2 separate regions of the Homo sapiens genome follow, and region 2 is linked to region 1. The links are chromatin contacts, found by Hi-C or POLR2A ChIA-PET in ENCODE. All regions are on one chromosome and are shown on one strand. The core of a region is the stretch at or near the end of the contact, and the rest is flanking DNA. Distances in the headings are between cores, read along the strand shown.

What was found. A loop is a pair of places that touch in the nucleus more often than their neighbours do. ChIA-PET counts read pairs that join two places held with the same protein, here RNA polymerase II (POLR2A). Pooled maps may share reads with other maps.
Region 2: a map of Caco-2 shows a loop between it and region 1 (2.7-fold over the local background). The contact joins two enhancer-like sites. A Hi-C loop is called at or near these places in 1 of 168 maps with a recorded cell type or tissue (Caco-2) and 2 of 50 pooled maps. POLR2A ChIA-PET finds 5 or more read pairs at or near these places in 2 of 52 experiments (AG04450 and activated CD8-positive, alpha-beta memory T cell).

What each region holds. Positions count from the first base shown.
Region 1 is chr13:20,493,262-20,500,451 of GRCh38, forward strand. The region is part of intron 2 of CRYL1 (crystallin lambda 1); the gene reads right to left. Among named protein-coding and RNA genes, the nearest start is that of CRYL1, 29 kb to the right of the region's middle. RefSeq lists an enhancer at 81-580. Within about 2 kb of position 2,555, at least 5 of the 41 ENCODE cell types and tissues checked have a DNase peak (open chromatin) inside an H3K27ac peak, as active enhancers do.
Region 2 is chr13:20,613,194-20,620,383 of GRCh38, forward strand. IFT88 (intraflagellar transport 88) reads left to right here. Exons shown (of 26, transcript NM_006531.5): 14 at 2,600-2,686. Among named protein-coding and RNA genes, the nearest start is that of IFT88, 50 kb to the left of the region's middle. Within about 2 kb of position 3,043, at least 2 of the 41 ENCODE cell types and tissues checked have a DNase peak (open chromatin) inside an H3K27ac peak, as active enhancers do.

The DNA of each region.
Region 1 (7,190 bases), core at 1,305-3,804:
CACATGTGAATCTGGGCCAATGGCAGAGGCCCATAGGCAGCCGGTGGTGGCTGCAGTAACCAGCCCAAGGGAAGCCTGAGCCCTATAGCGACAGGGCGGTCAGAAATGCAGACCCAGGCCAGGCGCGGTGGCTCACACCTGTAATCCCAGCACTTTGGGAGGCCGAGGTGGGCAGATTACCTGAGCTCAGGAGTTTGAGACCAGCCTGGCAAACATGGTGAAACCCCGATTCTACTAAAAATACAAAAATTAGCCAGGTGAGGCTGCACATCCCTGTAATCCCAGCTACTTAGGAGGCTAAGGCAGGACAATCACTTGAACCTGGGAGGTGGATATTTCAGTGAGCCGAGATCACGCCACTGCACTCCAGCCTGGGCGACAGAGCTAAACTCCATCAGAAGAAGAAGAAGAAGAAAGAAGGAGAAGGAGAAGGAGAAGAAATGCAGACTTCCACAGTGGGCAGACTGGTTGAGGGCAGGAAGGAGCAACAGAAACACAGCCCGTAGTGGAGTCACCATGACCACAGGCCATAAAAAGTCAGGACTTTAGAAAAGGACACAGCCACCCTATAACTGCTGTGAGCTGCCAGAGCCACTGGCTGACTATCAGAGGCTCAGGTGTCCCCTGAACAATGTCTGTTTCTGCGACAAAGATGCAGCCGCAGAGATGGTGTCCTGTATCTCTTACTCCCTCGCCTGGTATCACAATCAACCCTCATCAAGAGCAGAAATCAGAGTACCCTGTCCTTTATAGCCTGAAAGGGCCTAGCGCAGACTTTGTTTGGAGATTACAACACATTTGAATTTTTCAGTTTTTAACTATACGATTTATATAAGTTTGACCTGCAGCAGTGGCTAAGCCTTGGAGTCAACATTGGTAAAAGACAACCACACTGCCCATAAACACAACCAGAAGAAAAACATTCATATGGCAGAAGAGCTATTTGTAGCTACCAAGCAAAAACTCACTTCAGCTTAATTGAAAGTTTTTTGTGTTACGGAGGAATAAGTGAGATGTTTAATACTGCGCCCATTGCTTTTCTAAGACTATTTCCTTTTCATAATTTATTTAAGAAATTTTAAATGTAGAAAGAATAATAAACATCCTCATCTCTCCACCCTCCAGAACTAACCACCGCCAATCCTCTTTGTCACTTTTTAAGTAAACAAAACCTAAATGAATCTCTTAGCGCCATCATCCCAGCCTCACCCAACCATCTTTCCACTGAACACACACAGGGTCTCTGGATGCCAAGGTCTGGGAACATAGTGAGTAACCATTGCATCCTTTAGGAAACTATGTCTGAGCGCCTGATGTGCTCAAAGCACCTGCTCCAAGCCTTAGTAGGCCAGCTGTGCGTCTTCAAACCTTTCCACTAATCCAAAGCAAACTTTTAGCCTTTTTTCCCAAAAGTACTGCATGAGATTAGACAGATAATGGGAGAACAGGAGTCTCTTGTTCCTCGATCCTCCAGGGACCACCCCGGAATGAGAATGTCCCATGGAGACAGCAAGCAGTGGCAAGAAAAGACACAACCACTCGCCTCTTTCAGAGCAGACTCAGGCTGAGGAATGTGCAGTGGTGGTTCTGCCTCAGGCCCTTCCTCCCTGGGCAGCACACACAGGTAGGACAGAGAACCTGGGCATGAGGGAGAGACACGGTCACACATGAACCCATCAGCCAACTGCAAACTCCAGGACCCTGCTGTGTGGTCCCGAGGGACGTCCAGTGAAAGCTGCGGAGGAGCTTCCGACATCTGCAGACAGACCCCTGTGTTCTCTTTAGGGCCAACAAATCCACATGCCACAAATCAAACCCAGCCTTTTGGCAACATTTTGTCCCAGTTAGATTAATTCCAATTTTTTTTATTCTTTTGGAAGAACTTCTGCATCAAGCTTTGTAGAAGACGTACATAAACACCTAGAAAAGATGTGCCAATCAACCGGGATTTTCAAATGCCACACACATACCAGGCTGTGGCATTGCCACACTTAACAGTTAACGTCAGGTTAGAGGCACTAGTAGAAGGCTGCAATGTGCCAGTTCTACCTCTAGAGGTCAGCCTAACACTAGGACTCAAAATACTGGCTCCTAACCAGTAAAGTTAAATTTTTACTTAAAATTAGAGAAAAGGAAATGTTAACAATTCTCACGGTAGGACAGGGTATGGGTGATTTTAATTTTTTTTAATGTTTCTATCTTTGAAATGTACTCAAAAGGAGCATGTATTTATTTTTAAAAAAGACTGAAGAAATTGGAACCTTGTGCACTGATGATGGGAATGTGGAAACGGCACAGCTGCTGTGGAAAACGTATGGTGGTAACTCAAAAAGTTAAAAATAGAGCCACCATATGATCCAGGAACCCCACTGCTGTGCATATATCCAAAAGAACTGAAGCGGGATCGCAAAGAGAGATTTGCACAGTCATGTTCCTAGCAGTGTTGTCAACAACAGAAGAAGCAAGCAATCCAAAAGTCCACCAACAGATGGAGGGATAAACAAAACATGGTTTCACACCTACGGTGGAATCTTATTCGGCCCCACAGGGGAAGGAAGTCCTGTCATATGTCATATGCCAGGCTGGAGTGCAGTGGCGCAGTCTCAGCTCACTACAACCTCCCCCTCCCGGCTTCAGGCGATTCTCCTGCCTCAGCTTCCCAAATAGCTGGGACTACAGGAATGCACCACCACACCCAACTGATTTTTGTATTTTTTAGTGGAGACGGGTTTTCACTCTATGTTGGCCAGGCTGGTCTTGAACTCCTAACCTCAGGTGATCCACCTGCCTTGGCCTCCCAAAGTGCTGGGATTACAGGTGTGACCCACCTCGCCCGGCCTAGGATGAACTTTTTACTTAACATTATGCTTAAGTGAAATAAGCCAGACACAAAAGGACAGATGCCATATGACTCCACCTACAACAGGTACCCAGAGCAGTCAAACTCACAGTGACAGAAAGTAGAATGGTGGATGCCAGGGGCTGGCAGAGGCACAAAAGAAGAGTTGTTTAATGGGCACAGAGTTCAGTTTTACAAGATGAAAAAGCTCTGCAGATTGCACAACCATGTGAACGTACTTAATGCTACTCAACTATTATACACGTTAAAATGGCAAAGATGGCCAAACTTCATGAGAACTAGAATTTAGAAATAAGTCGATTTAGGGTATAACAAGCTCATAGATTTTACAGAATGACTTAGAAAATCGTTTTGGCTAGTATATTCCCGTTAATTCATGCAATAATCTAGGTCCTGGACTTTGAATTACACACAGTAACATAAAGCACATCTATTTATCTCTGCTCCCTCCAGAAACCTTAGTAAAACCAGGCTAATAATGGATCTTTTTTTAAAAGCATAGACCTGTGCCTGGTGTGGTGGCTTACACCCATAATCCCAACACTTTGGGAGGCCGAGGCAGGCAGATCAGATCTCTTGTGCTCAGGAGTTTGAGACCAGCCTGGGCAACATGGCAAAAAGGCTGAGGTAGGAGGATCACTTGAGCCCCCGAGGTGGAGGCTGCAGTGAGCAGAGATCATGCCACTGCACTCCAGCCCGGGCACCAGAGCAAGACCCCGTCTCAAAAAAAAAAAAAAAAAGTGTAGGCCCACAAGGTCAGAGATTATTGGGAGACAAAATGGACAAAATATGCTAATTTTTTGGAAAATTGGAAATCATGCAAAAGTAGTCAGGTAAATGATTGAATGAGGTGGAGAAAGCTAAAACTTAGGCATGGGGTTAAGGAAAATGCCAACGAAAAGCAAGTCGCAATAGCTCCTGAGAGACGTGGAAAAGGTCAGAATCTGCAGGTACCAAAGAGGACACAGTGTGAATGAGGAGTGGGAGGTGACAAGAGTTTACTGAAAGCGGTGCCACTACTAAAGAAATCCAACCACAATAGGCCAGACACAAGAGGCCGTTGGGGGGTGCTACAGATACCAGGGGCTTCAGATAGAGGACACCCTGAGAGGCGAGAGCCATGCGTGCCCACACACCACATACACACAACTACACACACACCACCATACACACAACTACACACACCGCATATACACACTACACACACACCACCACACACACTACACACACACCACCATACACACAACTACACACACCGCATATACACACTACACACACACCACCACACACACAACTACACACACACCACCATACACACAACTACACACACCACATATACACACTACACACACACCACCACACACACAACTACACACAGCACACACCACATATACGCACTAGACACCACACACCACACACACACAACTACACACACCACATATAGGCACTACACACACCATATATATGCACCACACACACCACACACAACTACATACATACCACATACACACAACTACACCACCACATACACACACTACACACCACACTCCACATACACACAACTACACACACCACATATATGCCCTACACACACCACACAAACACACACCACATACATACAACTACACACACATCTCATATACACACTACACACACCACCATACACACAACTACACACACCACATATACATACTACACACACACCACCATACATACACCACATACACACAACTACACACACCATATATACACAGTACAATATAAGGATTTATACTCATATTGAATTTCCAAAACTAATGTTTTCATTTACCATTTTTTAATGATGGATTGAAAACTAGTTGTCTTACTTTGATAACTTTGGCATTGAACTTATCACATTTTTGATGCTTTTGGTCACAGTTCTGTCTCTAGAGCTACACACACAACTACACACACACCCTATACACACTACACACACACCACACATACACACAACACCATACACACTACACACACCCCATATACACAGTACATACACACCACACATACACCACCATACACACTACATACACCGCATATACACACTATACACACGCCACCATACACACTACACATACCCCATATACACACTACATACATGCCACCCTACACACTACACACACCCCATATACACACTACACACACACCACCATACACACTACACACACTCCATATACACACTACACACACATGCACATACCTCATACACACACTATACACACCACTTACACACACTACGCACACCACATACATACTATGCACACCAATACACACTACACACACCATATACACACTACACACACACTGCCTAATGGAAAGCCAGTGTCTAGGCCCGTGTGTCGGAATAACAGGGTTTTCTTGGAGCATTGATCTGCTCTTTAATATAAAATTATAAAAGGTTATAAAGTTTATGGAAATCTCACCTTATGGTCAAACTGATTAGATTTATTTATAATGTTTTATTAAAATTAGCATTAACATTAATAATATACCATACAAAGGTAAAATTTGGTTTTCTCTTTTGAACAAAATTTTCATGTAAGAGATAAGAGATTTTTATTTACCTTTTCAGTAAAACCACAGAAGAAAACAAATAGAGGGAAGGAGAAAGACAGATTTAGCTGGCCTCATGCTGTCTTTACTAGGTCTTAATGTTTAGGAAACTCAGTCTCCTATCAAAGAGAAAATGTTTTTGTATTATAATTTTGGCCAAATGAATGACTGTTTTATAGTGACTTCTGATCCTATTTTGTGATATCAAGTGTCTTAAAACCTTTGATATTTGACAGACTTCCCAACAGCAAAATATCAAGTTCTAAATTCTCTGACCTTAAACTAACTTTTTCAGCTATTAGGTTCCCTGAAGTCCAAGAGAGACATATTAGGCATATTAGGCTTATGTGTTATGTTAGAATTATTTAAGCCGGGCATGGTGGCTCTTGCCTGTAATTGCAACACTTTGGGAAGACAAGATGGGTAGATTGCTTGAGCCCAGGAGTAAAGAGACCAGCCTGGACAACATGGCAAAACCCCATCTCTACCCAAAAAATACAAAAATTAGCTGGGTGTGATGGCGCATGCCTGTAGTCTCAGCTACTCTGGAGGCTGAGGTTAGAGGATTGCTTGAGCCCAGGGGGCAGAGACTGTAGTGAGCCAAGATCGCATCAGTGCACTCCAGCCTGGGCAACAGAGTGAGACCCTGTCTCAAAAAAAAAAAAAAAAAATGTGGCCGGGCGCAGTGGCTCATGCCTTTAATCCCAGCACTTTGGGAGGTCGAGGCGGGTGGATCGTGAGGTCAGGAGATCGAGACTATCCTGGCTAACACGGTGAAACCCCATCTCTACTAAAAAAATGAAAAAAAAAATTAGCCGGGCGTGGTGGCAGGCGCCTGTAGTCCCAGCTACTAGGGAGGCTGAGGCAGGAGAGTGGCGTGAACCCGAGAGCAGAGCTTGCAGTGAGCCGAGATCATGCCACTGCACTCCAGCCTGGGTGACAGAGCGAGACTCTGACACACACACAAAAAAAAATGTAGGAAGCATTGTCAAATCTGAGATGTTGTTTAGCTCCCTTTGGTTATGTTTATATAGATGTGTTGTCAATGTGTTCCAGGATTATATTAGATTCTTATAATTCTGATATGTCTTAATATGTTGTCAGTAATAATTATGATTTTCATGTTAAATTGTTGTATCCCACAGAAATAACCAAATTTCCTTGTCAACAGTGTCTTTAACTGTGGTTGTCCTAAGACTTTTGTCATCCACAATTGTTGTTTTGTGTTGATTCTTCACAAAAAGTGACTTATAATCAGCTACTGTCCAGGGCTTGTTTCTTTGGGGGGAGTTCATGAAAAGGACTCTTGAATACAAGTTTCTGATAACTTCGGAGATTGTGCCATTGGATGTGAGAGAAAACTTCCAGTGCACTAATGGAAACACTGATGTGTTCACAAAGATGGCTAACTCAACATGAAGCAGAGCAGGAGTTGTCTGCATGGACGGAACTAATGGAGGACTGAAATAACTTTTATGGCTTTTTTGTTTGAAATATTGCTCATTCTTTTTGTTTTTCAGAGTCTGAAGAATTTTTTTCTTTTGAGTCATCCTTTAAGTATCTTTTAAGTATAGTGAGTAGAGTATACTTTTGTAAACAGAATTTGAGGCATATTTCTCTAATTTATCCAGAATTTATAAACTATTTGTGAGTATTCTTAATTCATGGCAATGTGTTTGTTTGCATACAGTTAATAACAACATGTTTTCTTTGGTAATGGGACACAGTTGAAGGAACTGGTTGTTTTCCCAGGGCTTTG
Region 2 (7,190 bases), core at 1,793-4,292, 120 kb after region 1:
AGAGGGGACTTATTTCTAGACTATATAAGTAATGTCCAACTCAATAATAAAAAGGCCAATAGCCCAATTAAAAATGTGCAAAAGATATGAATAGATATTTCTTCAAAATAGATACACAGATGCCCAATACACACATGAAAAGATGCTGAACTTCAGTAATTGCTAGGGAAATGCAGCTGAAAACTGCAGTGAGATACTACTTCACACCTACTAGTATGCTATAATAAAAAAGAAAATAACAAGTATTGGTAAGAGTGTGGAGAAATTGGAACTCTTAAATGCTGATGGTAGGAGTATAAAATGGTGCTTTGTAAAACAGCATACAAGTGCCCCAAAAGGTTAAGCATAGACTTACCATATAACCCAGCAATTTTACGTCTAGATATTTACCCAAAAGTAATCAGAGTATATGTCCACATGACAACTTGTATACAGATTTTCTTAGTGATATTATTCATAATATCGAAAAATAGAAATAATCCAAATGTGCAACAATTAATGAAGGTATAAATAATATATGGTCTATCCATAATATGGGATGTGATTCAGCCATACAAAGGAATGAAGTACTGATACGTGCTGTTAGGTTGGTGCAAAAGTAATTGCGATTTTTCCCATTGAATGCAATTGCTTTTGCACCAACCAATACAATACAGATGAACCTTGAAAACATGATAAATGAAAGAAGCCAGTCACAAAAGACCACGTTTTATGATTCTGTTTATATGAAAGGTATAAATTAGGCAAATCTATAAAGATTTGCCAGGGAGTGTCTGCTAATGGATATTATGTTTCTTTTTGGGATGATGAAAATGTTTCAAAAGTGATTGTGGTGCTTGTTGCACAAATCTGTGACTATACCTAAACCATTGCATTGTAGACTTTATATTGGGTGAGCTGTATGGTATATGAGTTATCTCCCTATAAAGCTGTTTTTTAAAAATTCAGAAATATGTTTTTAAAATTACACGCCATGACCAAGTAGGATTAATTCGAAGGCTGCAAGGTTGCTTCATTATTTTTAAATCAATCAATGTAATTCACCATACTAACAAACTAAGGAAAAAATCACGATTCAGTAATGTTGAGAAAGCTGTCTCTTATTTCGTATGTTTTTGTGATGAATGAGTGTTGAATTTTGTCACATGCTTTTTCTGTAACAGTTGACATATAACATGGATATTACTCAGCAACAAAAAGGAATGAATATTGATATACGCAACAAATTGGATAGATCTGAAGGGAAGTATACTGTGCAAAAATAGCCAATTCTGGAAGATTATATATAACCTTATTCTTTATATATAACACTCTTAAAATGATAAAATTGTAGAACTGGAGATCAGATTAATGGTTGTTAGGAGAGATGAAGAAGGGGTGGGAGTTGGAGGAAAACAAAGGAATGGAAATATAGTGGGAATATTCTGTTTCTTGACTGTTATCAATGACAGTAATCTGGTTGTGATACTTGAAAGATGTTACTGTTGGAGGAAACTGGGTAAAGGGTACATGGAATCTCTTATGTTTTACAAATGCATGTGAATCTACAGTTGTCTCAAAATAAAGTTCAAAAGAAAGAATAACAAGATGAATGTTGAATGATTTGGAAAGATTATTTCTTTTCTTTTTTTTTTTTTTTTGAGACGGAGTCTCACTCTATCACCCAGGCTGGAGTGCAGTGGCCCGATCTCCGCTCACCGCAAGCTCCGCATCCCAGGTTCATGCCATTCTCCTGCCTCAGCCTCCTTAGTAGCTGGGACTACAGGCGCCTGCCGCCACACCTGGCTAATTTTTTGTATTTTTAGTAGAGACGGGGTTTCACCATGTTAGCCAGGATGGTCTCGATCTCCTGACCTTGTGATCCACCTGCCTTGGCCTCCCAAAGTGCTGGGATTACAGGCATGAGCCACTGCGCCCGTCCTGGAAAGATTATTTCTATATTAATACAGCATAGTATAAAGAACAAGTTATAGAATAGTATATACATTTTGAGTCCATTTTAAAAACCACTACTTATATATAAATTCAAGAAGAAATGACTAAGAGAACTTTTACCCACCACTATAAATTGGTATATCCACTTTGAAAAGCACTTGGAAATTTTCCAGTAACCTTGACGATAACACATTTTATATATGTACGTACGTGTACATATACATATACACACACGGATACAGATACACATATATGCACACAAAAGCAACAAATAGTAATTCAGTTTTACTCTTTACCACACACAATTTCTTCAGTGGTAATTTCACCCTTTACTTTCGTGTCTGCAGTGTAGGCTACGTAAGTTCCGCTGCAGGGCCTTGTGTTTCTCCAGTATCTCTTCAGTTTGTCAGAAGGCATCATAAAGCAGAAAAAGAAAAGAAATGAACACCGTTGACCCGGCAGGCAATCATGGCTTGCTAATTACGTTTCCTAGTCATGGTTTTAAACCTGAATCGTAAATAGATTTCTATGGTACCTGTCCATTGTTTAGTAGGCTTTTGTGGTATGTTAGTTTTGATAGATAATGTTTACACTTAAATTTTAGGAAATCCAAACTATTTTATACTGTATCTCTAAATACAACTTTTTGGTTTATTTGATATAGGAAAGCCATGGCAGAAAAATATATTATGACATCTGCAAAACTCATTGCTCCTGTAATTGAAACATCTTTTGCTGCAGGTTATGATTGGTAAGAGAGAAAGTCTATAATACTGCATAGATGTGGTTTTTTTCATAATTTATACTTTTAAATTTAAATTAATATTGTCATTAGAAAAGTGGATATGAATGTTGATTCATATTTATCAAGCAGATAATATTGTATGTTCAGATTAATATAGGCTATTATAAAAGTTATTAATAAGATACTTATTACTCATGTTATTTTGTAAATCAAGTAGTTATATAACACATTTCAGTCAACAATGGACCACATATATGACAGTGGTCTGGTAAGATAGGAAGCTGAAAAATTCCTATCACTAGTGACGTTGTAGCTGTCTCGAAATTGTAGCATGATGCATTATTCACTTGTTTGTGGTGATGCTGATATAAACAAACCTATGCTGCCAGTTGTATAAAAGTGTACAGTAATATCCTAGGCCTTCACATTCACTCAGAGTTTATTTTGTGACTCATCCAAAGCAACTTCCAGTCCTGGAAGCTCCATTCATGGTAAGCACCCTGCACAGGCATGACATTTTAAAAATCTTTTATACCATATTTTAATTGTACCTTTTCTATGTTTAGATAGATTTAGATATACAAATACTTACCATTGTGTTATATTTTCTTGTAGTATTCAATACAGTAACATGCTGTAGAGGTTTGTAGACTAGGAGCATTAGGCTATACCATATAGCCTAGGTGTGTTGTAGGCCATGCCATATAGGTTTGTGTAAGTACACCCTATGATATTTGCACAATGATGAAATTGCCTAATGACATAATTCTCAGAACATATCCCCATCATCAAGCGATGCCTTACTGTACAGTAAATACATAAACCAGTAACATAATTGTTTATTATCAAGTATTATGTACTGTACATAATTGTATGTGCTGTGCTTTCATAAGACTGACACAGTGCAGGTTTGTTTACACCAACATCACCACAAACACATGAGGTGTGATACAGCATTACAGCACCTAGGATGTCACTTGGCAATAGGAATTTTTTAGCACCATTATCTTATGGGACCACTGTTGTCTATGTGGTTGGTCCTGGACCAAAACTTTTTTTTGGTTTTTTTTTGTTGTTGTTGTTGTTTTGAGACAGAGTCTTGTTCTGCCTCCCAGGCTGGAGTGCAGTGGCGCAATCTCGGCTCACTGCAAGCTCCACCTCCTGGGTTCTCGCCATTCTCCTGCCTCAGCCTCCCAAGTAGCTGGGACTACAGGCGCCCGCCACCAAGCCCAGCTAATTTTTTTTTCAGTTTATGTAAAAATTTATTTGACCAAAATGTAGAAAAAGTGATACTATTACATATGATACAGTTGCAAGAATCTAAAGAAAAGTGTGGATTTTATTCCATTGCACAATTTGCTAGTGTGTTTCCTGGGTAGTGTGGTGCTGAATAAGTAGGAGTGGGTTGGTGGGGTGGGGTGGGTAAGGGATTCAGATAAGCCAGAAGCAGGGTGATTTTTAGTCGGAATTGTAAACTTTAGTTGGCCCCCACACGCTGCTGGGGAATGTGGAATGTTCCATCTCTGAGATGTTAACTGAGAAAAGAGAAGTCAAACAAAGCCGATACGTGCAGCCCTGTCTATAGAATCCTTCATTATCCAGTTTAATCAGGAGTTTCTTGGTCTTTTATTAACTTGGACCCAAAGAAGGAATTCAAGTCCTAGATAAGTAAATCTTCAATTTGCTATTCCCTGAAGGATGGAAATGAAGTTGGGCCAATTTTTCATCTCTGTTGCCAGAGAGGCCCTTTCTGCTAATACGTAAAAACTCTTTTGCTCAACTTAGTAATGACTTGTAGTCTTTTGGATATGGCTGACCTGAATTGGACTGAACTCCACCATATTCCTGCTGAGTGGGTCATTACTGGAATGAGACTTCAGAGAATGCAGACTGGAATGCTCTTCAGAGAACAACTTTATTTTTATTTTATTTTTTCTTGAGATTGAGTCTCACTCTGTCAACCAGGCTGGAGCGCAGTAGTGTGATCTCGGCTCACTGCAATCTCCACTTCCTGGGTTCAAGTGATCCTCCTGCCTCAGCCTCCCGAGTAGCTGAGACTACAGGCAGGCGTCACCATAATTTTTGTATTTTTAGTAGAGACAGGGTTTCGCCGTGTTGGCTGGGCTGGTCTCGAACTCCTGACCTCAAGTGATCTGTCCTGGCCTCCCAAAGTGTTGGGATTACAGGCGAAAGCCACCGTGAAGCCCAGCTAATTTTTTTGTATTTTTAGTAGAGACGGGGTTTCACCATGTTAGCCAGGATGGTCTCAATCTCCTGACCTCGTGATCCGCTCGCCTTGGCCTCCCAAAGCGCTGGGATTATGGTCGTGAGCCACTGCGCCTGGCCGGATCAAAACTTTTTTATGTAGCACATGATCGTTGTTCATTGGAATTGCCCTGGTTACTTGTTAAAAGTGCGGATAATCTGGCTCCCCACATCTTTCTCTGTAGATCTGAGTCAGGGTTCTGAGGTCTGGAGTGAGTATTTACATTTGTGTCAAGCCTCCCCAAGTGATTCTGATACCTACTATACTGTAACTCTTTACCAGTGGTATGACTGCATATTAAAATCAGGGGATTTTAAATAGTCCCAACACACAGGCTGCGTGGTAGACTAGTTGAATCAGAATTTCTGGGTGTTGGGACAGAGGGATCAGTATTTATAAAGCCGCCTAGGGGGTTCTGTGATATAAATCCCACATACAGCTCTATACTATGCAAATAGTTCTTGAATGCCACTGACTGAGGAGCTCATTAAAAGTAGAGATTCAGTTGGTCTTAAATGGGATAGAACATCTATATTTTTTTAATGCTCTCCAGGTAGTTGTCATGTGTAATGGAAATTACGCATAATTCAACTGTTCTACTGAAAAACAGAAGAGAAAACTTAGTTCTGCAATTATTTGCAATTTTTACTATGAATTCTTCTGGCATTCTTACTATATTTCTGTTAACTTCTTTGTATATGATTAAATTATTTTTTTTTCCCTTTTTTTTTTTTGAGATGGAGTCTCACTCTTGTCACCCAGGCTGGAGTGCAGTGGTGCAATCTCGGCTCACTACAAGCTCCACCTCCTGAGTCCACGCTATTCTCCTGCCTCAGCCTCCTAAGTAGCTGGGACTACAGGCGCACATTGCCACGCCCGGCCAATTTTTTGTATTTTTAGTTGAGATGGGGTTTCACCGTGTTAGCCAGGATGGTCTCGATCTCCTGACCTCGTGATCCACCTGCCTCGGCCTCCCAAAGTGCTGGGAGATTAAATTATTTTTAACCTTTTTTCTGGAATTGTTTATGTTTGTTAAATATAAACATACAAAAAATTATCCGAAATGGTAACTCAGCTCAACGATACATCACAAAACAAACAAACATTTAGCCATTGCATACCCTAATAAATAAAATTTAAAGAATAGAACATTGTTAGCACATTACAAAATGCCAATCCTAATCACTGGCTACCCAGCTCTGAAGAGTGACTGATGTCCCTGAAGAGTGACTTTGATGATGATAACTTCCTTGCTTTTCTTCATTCTTTAACCATCTAAGCAGGCATCCATAATTTAGTTTTTCCAGGTTTTAAAAGCATCATATAAATGGAATCATACCGTACATATTCTTTTGCATATGACTTCTTTTACTCTGTGTTTGTTAGTGTTGTCCATGTCCTCGCATGTAGCTGTGGTTTGTTCATTTTCATTGCTATCTAGTAGTTCATGGTATTAATATGTAAAAATGTATCCATTTCAATGTGACTGGGTGTTGTGATTTGCAGTTTGAACCTGTTGTAAATGCTCCTATCAATATTATGGTACAGTTGTGCACATCTCTTGGTGGGTGGTGCCGATATTTCTGTTAGATACATACCTATGAGTGAAATGGCTTGATCCTATGGTGTGTATATGTTCAGCTTTAATAGATACCGCTAAACAGTTTTCCAAAGTTCCTGTACTTGTTTACACCCCCACCAACAGTGCATGAAAATTCGAATAGCTTACAAATACTTGGTGTATTTTGTATTTTTTCATTTTAGCCAGCCATACTGTGGCATCTCATTGTAGTTTTAATTTGCATTTCACTCTCAGCAGATTTTATATGTTTATTTACCATATGAATATTATTTTTTGAGAAGTGCCCGTTCAAGACTTTTGCCCTTGTTTCTATTTCTTTGGTTAGTTCTTTTTGTGTCCTTTTAAGGCAACTTTTGCATACCCCAACTTCATGAAAATATTTTCCTATGTTTTCTTCTAGAGGTTTTACCTTTCACATTTAGATACAGGATCTATATGGAATTGATTTTTGTGTGTAGTGTGAAGTAAGGTCAAGATTTTTTTTTTCTTTTCTCTCTCTTTTCTTTTCTGTAGTAGGGCTATCCAGTTAACCCAGCATGATTTATGGAAAATAGTTTACTTTTTCCACTGCACTGTAATGTCACCTTTGACATATACCAAGTGACTATATATTGGTCTGTTTGTAGAATCTTTATTCAATCCCTTTGGTCCATTTATCTACT